2 separate regions of the Homo sapiens genome follow, and region 1 is linked to region 2. Evidence: chromatin contacts called from ENCODE Hi-C data. All regions are on one chromosome and are shown on one strand. Each heading gives the region's core, a stretch centred on a gene start or an enhancer-like site at or near the end of the contact. The rest is flanking DNA. Distances are from core to core; before and after follow the strand shown. Region 1 overlaps MICOS10-NBL1 (MICOS10-NBL1 readthrough). Region 2 overlaps UBR4 (ubiquitin protein ligase E3 component n-recognin 4).

Evidence for each region. Hi-C counts contacts between places; a loop is a spot of excess contacts on that map. Pooled maps may share reads with other maps.
Region 1: a pooled map shows a loop between it and region 2 (3-fold over the local background). The contact joins two enhancer-like sites. A Hi-C loop is called at or near these places in 4 of 50 pooled maps.

What each region holds. Positions count from the first base shown.
Region 1 is chr1:19,648,797-19,655,297 of GRCh38, reverse strand. It overlaps MICOS10-NBL1 (MICOS10-NBL1 readthrough), which reads right to left. Exons shown (of 4, transcript NM_001204089.2): 2 at 98-286. The coding sequence starts at 267. It overlaps NBL1 (NBL1, DAN family BMP antagonist), which reads right to left. Exons shown (of 4, transcript NM_005380.8): 2 at 98-286. The coding sequence starts at 267. Among named protein-coding and RNA genes, the nearest start is that of NBL1, 7.7 kb to the right of the region's middle. RefSeq lists a silencer at 1,266-1,405 and an enhancer at 4,256-4,873. Within about 2 kb of position 2,942, at least 20 of the 41 ENCODE cell types and tissues checked have a DNase peak (open chromatin) inside an H3K27ac peak, as active enhancers do.
Region 2 is chr1:19,085,109-19,091,801 of GRCh38, reverse strand. UBR4 (ubiquitin protein ligase E3 component n-recognin 4) reads left to right here. Exons shown (of 106, transcript NM_020765.3): 98 at 2,825-3,043; 99 at 3,873-3,986; 100 at 4,981-5,123; 101 at 5,532-5,657. Among named protein-coding and RNA genes, the nearest start is that of UBR4, 120 kb to the left of the region's middle. RefSeq lists an enhancer at 3,762-4,131. Within about 2 kb of position 4,186, at least 10 of the 41 ENCODE cell types and tissues checked have a DNase peak (open chromatin) inside an H3K27ac peak, as active enhancers do.

The DNA of each region.
Region 1 (6,501 bases), core at 1,693-4,192, 560 kb before region 2:
GTGTCACTGTTGGGGAGGCAGGGATGGGCAGCCCTGGTCCTCTTCCTCCCTCCTTGGACCCCTGTCCGCATCCCCCCACCCACCCCTTGGGTCCCACCTGTTCTGGATGGACTTGGCCTCACAGCCGCTGTGGCCCACGATCTGGGTGATGTTCTTGGCTTCGCACCAGGCACTCTTATCTGGGAACAGTGCCAGCTTGTTGATGGGTGGTGGGGCAGCCAGTAGCATGGCAGGGAGGACAGCCCCCACCAGGACCCGAAGCATCATGCCCGTGGCCTCCAGAGCCCTAGAACGGAGCACAGGTGCCAGGTGAGGCACAGCAAGGTGCAGGGGGCCGGGTAGTGGTGTTACAGCATGGACTCTGGCATCCGACTCCTTGGCGCAACCCCAGCTCTCCCACTTACTAACCAAGTGCAACTTTGGACAAGTTATTTCTCCCCTCTGAATCTCACAATTGGAGCTGGGAGTGGTACCTACATCAGATGGGTATCTGGAAGGTCAGATGAGATATTAAATGAGCCTAGCAGATAATACACATTCCATATGTGTTGGTTGGTTTTACAACTTCCTAAATTGCCTTGAGCAAGTTACTTTTTATCTCGGTGCCTCGGTTTCTTCATCTAAAAAGGGGAGATGGTGCCACTGCCTGGCACAGGATTGCGATTACGAAGTGTTCAAGCACATGTCAAGTGCTGAACAATTACTACCTCCTTTCTCCCTTTGATGCTGTGAGTCACCCAGGAAAATACACAAAAAGCTGTCCACACAGCCCTGGAGGGGCTGGCCACACACCATGTCTCCTTGAAAGCTACTGCAACCATTGTCAGGATTCTGATGTTTGAAAAGTTAGCCTTAACCTTCACGTTGCTGTGATTTCTTTTTGGTTTTGTTTTTTGAGAAAAGATCTCACTCGGTCACCCACGCTGGAGTGCAGTGGCATGATCACGGCTCACTGAAGCCTCGACTTCCCTGGGCTCAGGTGATCCTCCCACCTCAGCCTCCCGAGTTGCTGGGACTACAGGCGTCCGCCACCACACCTGGCTAATTTCTGTAAAGACCAGGTTTCGCCGTGTTGCCCAGGCTGGTCTCAAACTCCTGGGGCTCAAGCGATCTTCCTGCTTCAGCATTCCAAAGTGCTGGGATTACAGGCGTGAGCCACCGCACCTGGCCTGCAGTGAATTCCTGGGCCACCTTGGCTGGCCAGACCTCAGGCAAAAAAACTGACCCTGAACCAGACAGTATTGTTCTCTAAGATGCCTCACCAGAAACTCGAATCCACAAGGGCTCTACACAGATCACTGTCCCCAGCCCCATTCTAACACGTGAGTCAAGCGGGAGCCAATCAAAGCTAAGCACTTGGCCATTTGCAAATTCCCCTGCTATAGGATGGAGTGAGATACTAAAACAATACCAGGATCTGCCAAAAGGTGGCGCTGCAGGGCAGTCTGTGTCAAAGGATTCCGCTTTCAGGAGACTCGCCCCAGGTAAGTTTCACCCATGCCCCCCAGTGCAAAAAGCACGGGAGAGGGAGGCTTCAGAGATGAGGGCAGTGCCTTCTTCAAGGAGGCCCCCAAACCCTCGGAGGACGGCACAGCCGAGAAAGGGCATGGGTCCACGTGTGCTGGGTGACCGGGACACTCAGACCTGTTTCCCCACCACCTGTAAAATGAGTGCAGTGAGCCAGGCCAGTGGTTCCCAAACCTGAAATTTGATCAGAATTCCCTAGGAACTTGTGGAGTAAAAGTTCTAGGGTGGGTAGGAGTCTGCGTTTTGATCAGGCTTCCTAGGCAGCTATGCGCTCAGTCAGGGATTCTTTACCTTGGGACAGTCCCTAGAGGGGCCTGGATGAGGCTAAATCAGGAGGAAGAGGGGACAAGTCCTGGTCCCAGTGGCCCCACAGAAGCCCAGCACCAGGAGTCAGGTGGCTTGGGACTGGGCATCCCATTTAGGACAATCCTACCATGGGCCATGGAGATGGCAAAGCCAGGTACTTTTTTTTTTTTTTTTTTTTTGAGACGGAGTCTCGCTCTGTTGCCCAGGCTGGAGTGCAGTGGCACGATCTCTGCTCACTGCAAGCTCCGCCTCCTGGGTTCACGCCTTCTCCTGCCTCAGCCTCCCGTGTAGCTGGGACTGCAGGCGCCCACCACCATGCCCCACTAATTTTTTGTATTTTCAGTAGAGACGGGGTTTCACCGTGTTAGCCAGGATGGTCTCGATCTCCTGACCTCGTGATCCGCCCGCCTCAGCCTCCCAAAGTGCTGGGATTACAGGTGTGAGCCACTGCGCCCGGCCTTACTTATCTATTTTTTTGAGACAGAGTCTCACTCTGTCGCCCAGGCTGGAGTGTCATGGCATGATCTTGGCTCACTGCAACCTCCGCCTCCCGGGTTCAAGTGATTCTCCTGCCTCAGCCTCCAGAATAGCTGGAATTACAGGCATTCGCCACCACACCTGGCTGATTTTTGTATTTTTAGTAGAGATGGGGTTTCACCAGGTTGGCCAGGCTGGTCTCAAACTCCTGACCTCAAGTGATCTGCCCACCTCGGCCTCCCAAGGTGCTGGGATTACAGGTGTGAGCCACTGCACCCAGCCCAGAGCCAAGTACTTTATAAAGTGTCTGGGGAGCACGGGTCTAGAGGTGGGCTGGCTGAGTGGGGCTCCTGCAGGGCTGTGAACCCCTCCAAGCACTCCGCTCCCCATCCAGCAAGTTCCCCCAGCTCCTGCCCCTCTCCTGCAGGTCTCCATCTCAGGGGACCCCAATGCCGGGATAAGCCCCACTCCCAGCCCACTGGGGAGGAAGGGCAGCTGGAAGTGAGGTCGGACAGGCTGCCCCCCCGCCGCCTCCCAAATGAGTTCCTGTCACGATCCAGGCCCTCACCCACGCATTTCCGGTCTTGCTGACAAAGCCCATGTTTCCAGTACAACCACATCCTAACAAAATAGAATGGATTCCTCCCTAACTGGCAACCCAGTGAATTTTTCAACAAGCCTGGCATGCAGGCGGCTTCCTCACTCCTGAGTCAGGTCTGCCCACAGCACACCTGAAGGGTCCTGGAGGTCCATTTAAGGCCAGGGCTCCCTGGGCTGGACTGGCCCCCTAGACCCTTAGGAGAGGTCCAGGGACTCTTGTCCTCCTATATCTGACCCCATCTTGCTTCCTCAGGAACAACAGGTCACAGGGGGCCAGGGAGGTGACTGGGGCAGAAAGTGATGTGGATTTGGAATTGAGACTGGGGTTGTAATGCAAGTAGCCTGGGCCAGGCATGGTGGCTCACACCTGTAATTCTAGCACTTTGGGAGGCCAAAGCGGGAGGACCACTTGAACTCAGGAGTCCAAGACTAGCCTGGGAAGCAAAGTGAGACTTGGTCTCAAAATAAAATAAAATAAAATAAAATATTTTTTTATTATCACACTGTGATAACACATTTTTTATTATCACATTATGCATTGTGATGTGCACCTGTAGTCCAGCTATGTGGGAAGCTGAGGCGGGAGGATGGCTTGAGACCAGGCTTGGGGCTGCAGTGAGCCATGATTGCGTCCCTGCACTCCAGACTGGGTGACAGAGCAAGAACCTGTCAAAAAGGAAAGGGAAAAAAAGGACAGGAAAGAAAAGAGGGAGGGAGGCAGGGAGGGAGGGACAGAGGGAGGGAGGGAGGCTGGGGTGAGCACTTGGAGTTGGAATTAGGAGAGGTCACAACCGAGGCTGTGGGTCACAACTAGGCTGAAGCCGAGTGTTGAGACTGGGGTTGAGGCTAATGGAGGCTTACTGGGAAATGGGGTAATGGTGACTTTTTGGAAGAGGTTGCAGGCCCAGAGATCAGGAACTGGTTATCAGCGTCAGGCTGGGACAGAGGTTAGGAGAAATGAGACGAACTGAGGCAGAAGGCCCCCTCCTTACCTTCCACCCTTTCCAGTGCACAGCTGAGGTTATCACAGGGCCAGCTGTGTCCACAGAGGGGTGCTATAACCCAACCCACCAGGCCCTAGCAGGCTCTCCGCAGGGCGCTGGGGCCTCGGCCTCCCCGGGCCAGCAGCGTGGAGCTCCAGCATTTTCCCCGGGCTCCCCCTGGAAGCGTGGACCCTGGAGTCCCCAGTGTTTGAACTGCAGCCCCTCCCCTTAGGAGCTGTGTGACTCCAGAAATAAGTTCACTCCTCAGAAACTGCCTTTCTCAACCCTAACATGGGAAGCATTGCACCTTCCCTGGAGAAGAATTGGGAGGAGTAAATGAAGGTACTCAGCACCTAGGAGGCACCCACTAAGGTCAGCTCTCTTCCCCCCAGGGGATCATGGGAAAGGCTGGGCCAGCATCAGAGCCAAGGCTGGGCTGGAACAGGAGGCAGCGAGGATGCCAGATGAAGTCTCTCCCACACACGGCTGTCATCCAGACACACCTGCCTCCGCCCACCCTCCTGCCCAGCCCCGAAGAGCCCAGGCTGCCCCCACCGGTGGGGTGGGCTCTTGGCTAGCAGGTTTTCTTTTTTTGTTGGTTTATGCTTTTTTGTTGGTTTACGCTTTTTTGTTTTTTCAAGCAGCAACTAATCTATTTTTTTTTTTTAAGCAGCGATCGTACTTTCCTTCCTGAGCCTTGAGAGCCTCACCCAGATTCTCAACCCTTCCTCCCGCCCTGAAGGTCACACAGCAAGTCATGGGACTCCCCAAAAGCGAGGGCGGGAAGGAAAGTTGGAGATCTCCCAGCCAAGTCTCCCTGCTCTGCAAGGGGCTGTCCCAAGGCCCCCAGCAAGTCAGGCAAAGCAATGCCCTGCCCTGGGCCGTTCAGGGCCCTGCAGTTCCACACTCACTCACTTCTAGGAGGGTGGGGAGAAAGGCAAGGGTGAGGGCAGGGAGCTGGGGGCACAGACCCTATGCCCACTCAGACACTCCCCTGAGGGGAGGTCCAGGGATGTGGGTAAATAGGGGGCAGTTGTTTTGAGTTGGCACAGTCAGAGATGGCTCTCAGGAGGGAAGCAGAGGTTCTGAATTCTGAACTAAATATAAGAGCGCAACTATAGTCATGCGTCAGTTAGCCATGGGGATGCACTCTGAGAAATGTGCCATTAGGTGATAGAGTGAACTCAAACCTGAATAGTCTAGGCTATTACAAACCTAGGCTATATGGCATAGCCCATTGCTCCTAGGCTACAAATCTGGACCACATGTGACTGTACTAAATACTGTAGGTCACTGTAACACACACGGAGGCTGAGGCAGGAGAATGGCGTGAACCCGGGAGGCGGAGCTTGCAGTGAGCCGAGATCACGCCACTGCACTCCAGCCTGGGCGACAAAGCGAGACTCTGTCTCAAAGAAAAGAAAAGAAAAGAAAACGTAAAGTAGGCTAAGCATGGTGGCTCACACCTGTAATCCCAGCACTTTGGGAGGCCAAGGTGAGAGAATTGCTTGAGCTCAGGAATTCAAGACCAGCCTGGGCAACATAAGACGATCCCATCTCTACAAAAATTTAAAAACTAGCCAGGTGTGGTGGTGCATGCCTGTGGTCCCAGCTACTTGGGAGGCTGAGGTGAGAGGATCACTCGGTCCTGGGAGGTTGAGGCTGCAGTGAGCCAGGATCATGCCACTACACAATCATGAAAGAAAGAAAAGGTGTAGTAAAAATACAGTATTATAATTCTATGGGAGGCCAGGCGCAGTGGCTCACGCCTGTAATCCCAGCATTTTGGGAGATCGAGGTGGCAGATCACTTGAGGTCAGGAGTTCGAGACCAGCCTGGCCAACATGGCGAAACCCCGTCTCTACTAAAAATACAAAAACTAGCCGGGTGTGGTGGCACATGCCTGTAGTCCCAGCTACTCAGGAGGCTGAGGCAGGAGAATCACTTGAACCCGGGAGGCAGAGGTTGCAGTGAGCCAAGATTGCACCACTGCACTCCAGCCTGGGGGACAGAGCGAGACTTCATCTCAAAATAATAATAATAATAATAATAATAATTTTATGGCAGCACCATTGTGTACGTGGTTCATCATTGTGTGGTGTGTGACTGGATATTAATTTATTCTGTCCTATGATAACTGCCTGATCCTATTCTTTCCCCCATTTTTAGATGAAGAAACTGAGGCACAGAGAGGCCAAGAAATCTGCTTGGGCTTACACTGTTAGTAAACAGGAGAACCGGGATTTGAACCTGGAGGGTAGCAGGTTAACCCCCAGCTACCCTTGCAGGTCAAAAGGTTCACCGAAGAGAAAGAAGCAAGAAACGATGGAATCTGGAGTCAGGATGAGGCCTGGAGCTCCCACCACTGCCCCAGCCGACTGCGCCTCTCATTCCTGTTAACACCCTAGCGTTCAGCCACTGCCTGGACTGGAAGCTTGGGGGCTCCACAGACCAGAGTTCAAATCCCATTCCTGACTCCCTAGCCAACCGTCTTGTGGCCATGGCTGACCCTGGCTCTTGGAGCCCTGGTAAAGGTATGTGTGACACGATCCTCCCTCATGGGGGCGCCGTGAGGCTTTAAAGGAGGTGTCCTTGGCACAGGTGAGTG
Region 2 (6,693 bases), core at 2,937-5,436:
AGTTGCTGCGTTGTATAGTAGTTGCATATTTTGTTTATAAGAAGCTGCCAAACTGTTCTCTAGAGTAGCTACAGCATTTTACATTTTACATTTCACCGGAAATGTATGGCTGCTCCAGTTTCTCTGCGTCTTAGCCAGCATTTGGTGACTATTTTTAGTTTGAACTGTTTGGAAGATGTGCAGTGATTCCGTGTGGTTCTGCGTTTTCCTAGTGGTTCATGATGTTGAACGTCTTTTCATGTGCCCTGTGTATCTTCAGTGAAATGTCTGTTCATGTCTTTTGCCCAATTTCTAACTGGATTGTTTGTTTTTTAATGTTGAGTTTTGAGAGTCCTCAGCATTGCGTTTTTTCTGTTTGTAGTGTTCTGCATTGAAAATAGTTCCACTGTCTCATTTGGTAATCTGTTTCGGTAACTCATTCCAAAAACATGGTAACTTGAGTACAGTAAAGATTCTTCACTGTGTCTCACTGAAATCCCTTTTCTAAACTTCTGTTCAACTCAGTGGAGTCATAATTGTATATATTTGTGGAGATACTTTTTCCTGCATAGGAATTTCACATGTATTGTTTTCCATATCCTTGTAACATCTCTCTTTTGTATATGGATAAATCAAGGAACACGGTTGTGATTTGGCCAAAGGCAACACAATGAGTTTGGAACTCAAAGTCAGCTGATTTCCAGGCTTATTCTTTTTTTTTTTTTTGAGATGAAGTTTTGCTCTTGTCACCCAGGCTGGAGTGCAGTGGCATGGTCTCGGCTCACTGCAACCTCTGCCTCCCGGGTTCAAGCGATTCTCCTGTCTCAGCCTCCCGAGTAGCTGGAACTAAAGGCACCTGCCACCACACCTGGCCAATTTTTTGTATTTTTAGTAGACTCGGGGTTTCACCATGTTGGCCAGGCTGGTCTCCAACTCCTGACCTCAGGTGATCCGCTCCCCTCAGCCTCCCAAAGTGCTGGGATTACAGACGTGAGCCATTGTGTCTGGCCATCCAGATTTATTCTTAGTTACCAAATTGAATTACTTTCTTTAGAATAAGGCTTTATCTAGTTAGATACTTGGCATTTATGCTATGGCCATTCATTTTTCTTGCAACACATCTTGTTGTGTAGCTGGTCCTGTGTTAGACTGAGGAGACAGCTGTCGCCTGTGCCTGTTGGGAGCTTACTGTCTGGTGGAAGATAGAGCCAAATACAGAGTAGTAACTAAACAGCGAGATAGATGCAGTGTGGAAGGGGCCTCAGGAAATAGGATTGTTAAGTAGAGGGCATGGCACCTGCAAAGGTTCAGAGGCCAAAGAGAGCTTAAAGCCTTCCAAGAATTGAAAGCAGCTGCAGTCGGAGGCGAGGCATGGCAAGAGCTGCCGATGGAGATCCAAGCAGGGGAAAGGCATGTTCTTTCTCCCAGAAGAGGAGTGTGGGTTTTCTCCTGAGGGCAGTGCCCTGGCCATATTACAGAGAGTGAATTGAAGGGAGGTGAGATTGGAGGTAGGAAGAACAGTTGACAGGCTTTTATCGTAATTGAAGTGAGAGAAATGGCAGCTTAAACTAGTTCATGGATAGATTCAACAGAGATTGAGCTGGGAGGAAGAATAAATGGGATTTGGAGAGTGACCGAACGTGAGAAGCTAAGAAGCTGAATGAATCAAGAACCTGCTCAGTTTCTGGAATGAGTGATGAGGTGAATGGTGGTGCCACTGAGATGGAGAAGATCAGAGGTTTGCGAGTAAGGTGGAGGAGAGTTCATTAGACTATGCTATGAATGTATGGTCTGTCCTATTAATAACTAGAATGTAAGTTAAATGAGAGCAAGGTCTTTGTTTTCCCAGCACCGAAAACACACATGTGCAAGCATGCACACACAGTAAACAGCCAGAATGTTGAGTTTGGGGTACCTGTGGAAAAGCTCAGTAGGAGTTGAAATATGGGCTCAGCATTTAGGAGCATGAGACATGAGGGAATAGGTAATTTCGCTGAGACACAGATTGGAAGTGGACTTGCTGTGAGAACAGATTTATGAGCTACTGAGTGATCTGCTGGCTGTGTTATTTTCAGCCTGTTGTCTCATATGTAATCATTGCTGTCAAGTCACTTGTGACAGGTTGGTGAGGATTTCAGGGATGTGGTAATATTTCTCAGTGAGCTCACCTGGAGTGCTTTTTCCAACTACACCTGTCTTTAGCCTTCTGATGTTCTCCACCCCCGTTTATCACATAGCGCTATACGTAGTGACTTCCAGCTTTTTCAGGCACAGAGGTTTCTTGTTAATATCTTTTTTGTTGTTAAAGTTTTTCATGTCCATACCTGCTTGTAGTCATTGCACCTCTAGTATCCCTAGCCTGAGAAAACTGTGCTCCTAGGTTTGGTGGACCCAGGGGCTCCCGTGGAGAACTCAGGGCAGGTCCTTAGGAGAACGTCCAGTGCCTGCTCTGGCTGCTGGTTCACCACTCAGTACACATCAGGTGTTGCTGCTTGTCTTACCAGAATACGGGGATCTTCTCCTGGCCCCTTTCCACATCCTCTGTGATGGATGCTTTGCATATGTTATCTAGTTTTTAGTCATCACAGCAGCCCTTGCACTATCCCCATTTTATAGATGGAAATACTGAGCTTAGAGCATAGGAATTGGTCAGAGGCAGTGGCAGAGCCAAACCCTCTTCCATTTGTCTGTGTCTGTCAAAGTGTGGAATCAAAGGACCTGATTGCAGCTGAGCAGGTGACATGAGATGGTGCATGCTGGTTGAGTTTCTAAACCTTTAAGCTCCCGGGAAGAAGGTTTGTCTACATAATTGGAGGCATGTGTCTCTCTGGTCTCTTACTGGCAGGTTCTGATTGGAACTGATTCCATCCCGAACCTGCATAAGCTGGAGCAGGTGTCCAGTGATGAGGGCATTGGGACCTTGGCAGAGAACCTGCTGGAAGCCCTGCGGGAACACCCTGACGTAAACAAGAAGATTGACGCAGCCCGCAGGGAGACCCGGGCAGAGAAGAAGCGCATGGCCATGGCAATGAGGCAGAAGGCCCTGGGCACCCTGGGCATGACGGTAAAGCTACCACCTAGAGTCCCCATATTTCTGCCCACACTGTTGATGAGGAGGTGGCCATGGGACAGCCCTGGGGTTGGCCATGGGGAAAGAGAAGGCTGGACAGAGTAGGAGGAAGGAACTAGGTGTGTTCGGCCCTCTCAGAGGTGGAACTACTATCGTTCTATCATACAGATGAGACTCGGAGTAAGTGACTTACGAAGTTTACCAAAACAGTAAACCAGTGATAATAGCCATTAAGTTTATTGAGGACTTATTTAAGCCCTCAAGTAGTTCTAGGAGGTTGATATTGTTATACCCATTTTCCAGATGAAGTAACTGAAACTGAGAGGTGAAGTAAATAGGCCAAGGCACATAACTAATAAGTGGTTGACACAAAGGGTTCTGTGCTCTTCTAACTGTCCCACCTTGGAGGAAGCAGAGTCCTACAAGCTCCTTTTCCAAAGCACAGACTTGAGTGTCAGCAGTTGAAAAGCTCACCTGGGAACAGTGAATGAATCATAGTGCAACAACCCTTGGAAGCTGAGACTTGGCATTGCTGGCACGAAGATGCTGGCATGAAGAAAGGGGGCTTTTCTGATGGCAGGTGGCACCTTGCCAGGGCTCCAGCTGGATGACTTCCTTTGCTTCAGTGGTTCCTGTAGGAAGAGAGAATAGCAGAAGGGCCTGGGTCTTTATCCTTATTAGAAGACAGCTCAAGGGCTTTCCTCTCATGCACCTGTCCTTTTAGTGGAGGTAGAAGGTTAGCCCTGTTCCTGAGCATCTCCAAGCTAGGGTGGGAGAGGGTGTGTGGAAATCCCCTTGACATGCCACCGGGGTTCCCCTACAGACAAATGAAAAGGGCCAGGTCGTGACCAAGACAGCACTCCTGAAGCAGATGGAAGAGCTGATCGAGGAGCCTGGCCTCACGTGCTGCATCTGCAGGGAGGGATACAAGTTCCAGGTACAGCTGCTGGGCCTACGGTCGGTCCTGAGGGCCCAGCCTGACCCCTTGTTCTAGGTAGCATCCCCCTCCTCCAGGCCATTTTGTTCTTAGCTAGGCAAGATCAAGGCCTGCATCTTAGGAGATTAACAAAAGGACCAGCTGTCCTCTTTAGAGGCAGGAAGGCGAGCTCATCCGAACTTTAGACTTTGTTATCTTTATCATCATCATGACAAATGCTGCTCATTGGATTCTTCCTATATGTGAGGCCTCATGCTCAGAGCTTTGTGTAAACTGGATAATTTTATTTAAACCTGTAAAAAGTCTCAACTTGTGGTTAAGCAAACAAAGGTCACATGGCAGAGCCAGAATTCCAGCCTAGGCTTCTCAGACTCCAGACCTGGGCTTTTAAAAACATACCATGCTGCCTCCATTCAGGGTAACTGGGGAGAAAATCAGAACTTTCTAGGCTTATCCAAACTAGATTCCACCTGAAAGGAGCAGAGCAGCCAGTGACCTGCTGGCTCTCCTGAAGGCTCAAAGGTGGCCTCTTCTTTCCAGCTGGAACTTACTGCTTAGAATACAGGCTGTGAAAGGGCAGGTGCCTGGGCCACAGGGCTCGTTAGTCCTGCGTAATGCAGGCTCTTCAGAGCTGCCCAGCAGGTTTTGAAAAGCAAGGGAATATCAAGAAGTCACTTCTGCATTTTCAGACAGATGAAGCACAAAGTAAAGAAAGATGGCCGAGGCTTGCTTATGTGTATGCCTCTGCATCTGCACCGCATCCCCTTCTTGCTGGTTGCTCCCATAATCCTTGTTTCACTAGGGCTGCGGCCAGCCAAGTGCTTCACCAACAGACTGAGGGGCTGGCCTTACCTGCTCTTCTGAACTTCCCTAGTGAGAGCAACCTGAAACCCAAGGCATTGCCCAAGAAGGGCGGCAGTTCCCCTCTATTCTGCTTCTCCTGAGCCTGACTTGGAGTTTCTCCTCCCCTCTCCTTATGTTGTCGTCTTTGCAGCCCACAAAGGTCCTGGGCATTTATACCTTCACGAAGCGGGTAGCCTTGGAGGAGATGGAGAATAAGCCCCGGAAACAGCAGGGCTACAGCACCGTGTCCCACTTCAACATTGTGCACTACGACTGCCATCTGGCTGCCGTCAGGTAGGCCCTGGCTCTTGCGGAATGGCTCCTTCAGTAGGCCTGCCTGTGGGCCTGGAGCGGGTGGGACTGCCATCCTCGTGGTTTTAAATCTGCTCCTTAGTCTCTGGAGAGTAGGGTGTTCTGCCTGACACCATATAGGTCCCCAAGCAGTTATTTGAATGATAGGAAAATATGCTTTGGCCTGGGCCCAAGGCTAGTGAGAACAGCCCTGCCTACCTGAGTCAGCAAAGCCAGTGTGTACCACATTGAGGCTACAAATAGCAAATTCTCTTCGCAGGGTCAGGAGCCTGGGCCGACTGACTTCTTAGTGTTGGCATGCCCCCACCCCCACCCCCGCCCCCCCGCCCAGGTGCCTGGTTGCCACGTTAATGCCAGCAGTCGCTTGTCCCTGCTCTCCTCCCTATCCAGGTTGGCTCGAGGCCGGGAAGAGTGGGAGAGTGCCGCCCTGCAGAATGCCAACACCAAGTGCAACGGGCTCCTTCCGGTCTGGGGACCTCATGTCCCTGAATCAGCTTTTGCCACTTGCTTGGCAAGGTGAGTGTTGAGTATTTTTCATGGTGGAATGGAGGGGATTTGCAGGGGATGGGACAAGACCCGCTATCAGCCCAATCCCCTGGTGACACCATTTCCTGTTACCTTCCTTGGGAATCCATGTCTGTCTGCTTGCTGACTGGGGAGCTGTCCAGAGCATACAGGGTGGGGGATGGAGGCTTACTCAAGGGGTGACCTGACATGGCCCACCACAGGGTGGGAGGAACCAGCACCCTTAGCTTCCAGGGTACCAGATGAAATTTCTGGGTCTTCACTATTCCTTTGCTGATCTTATGACAGAAGATGTGGGGCCAACTTGGTCCTTGAGGCCAGAATTTCTGAGTTCACTTCTACAGTGTGTGGCTCTGAGGTTTAAATACGAAAGTGGCTTAGTGGCAGGGGGGATGTTGGGCTCCTTAGAAGGCCTTCCTGGTCCTAAAAACCCAGATAAGAATAGCTAAAGCATCTGTGAGGTCCTCATGTCTTGCTGATGCCTTGTGGAGTGGTGCCCCACCCCAAGTCCTATTTCAAAGCTCAGGGATAAAAAGATGCCTGTCATAAAACAGGCAGCTGGCAGTGACAATGGAGAGCATGTTGAAATGCTTAACCTCTATTCTTTTGTTTTGAGACAGGGTTTTGCTCTTGTCACCCAGGCTGGAGTGCAGTGGCGTGATCTTGGCTCACTGCAGCCTCCGCCTCCCAGGTTAAAGCGATTCTCCCGCCTCAGCCTCCCAAGTAGCTGGAATTACAGGTGCCTGCCACCATGCCCAGCTAATTTTTGTATTTTTAGTAGAGACGGGGTTTTGCCATGTTGGCCAGGCTGGTCTGGAACTCCTGACCTCAGGTGATCCACCTGCCTCGGCCTCTCAAAGTGCTGGGATTACACGTGTGAGCCACTGTGCCCGGCCAGGCATGTATTCTTGTATACATTGTACAGATGAGATGCAGAGTTTGAGCAACTTGCTCGAGGTCACCCAGTTAATAAGAGGCACAGCCCAGATAGATGGGAATGTGTATTGACATAGGAAAAACAAAAGCA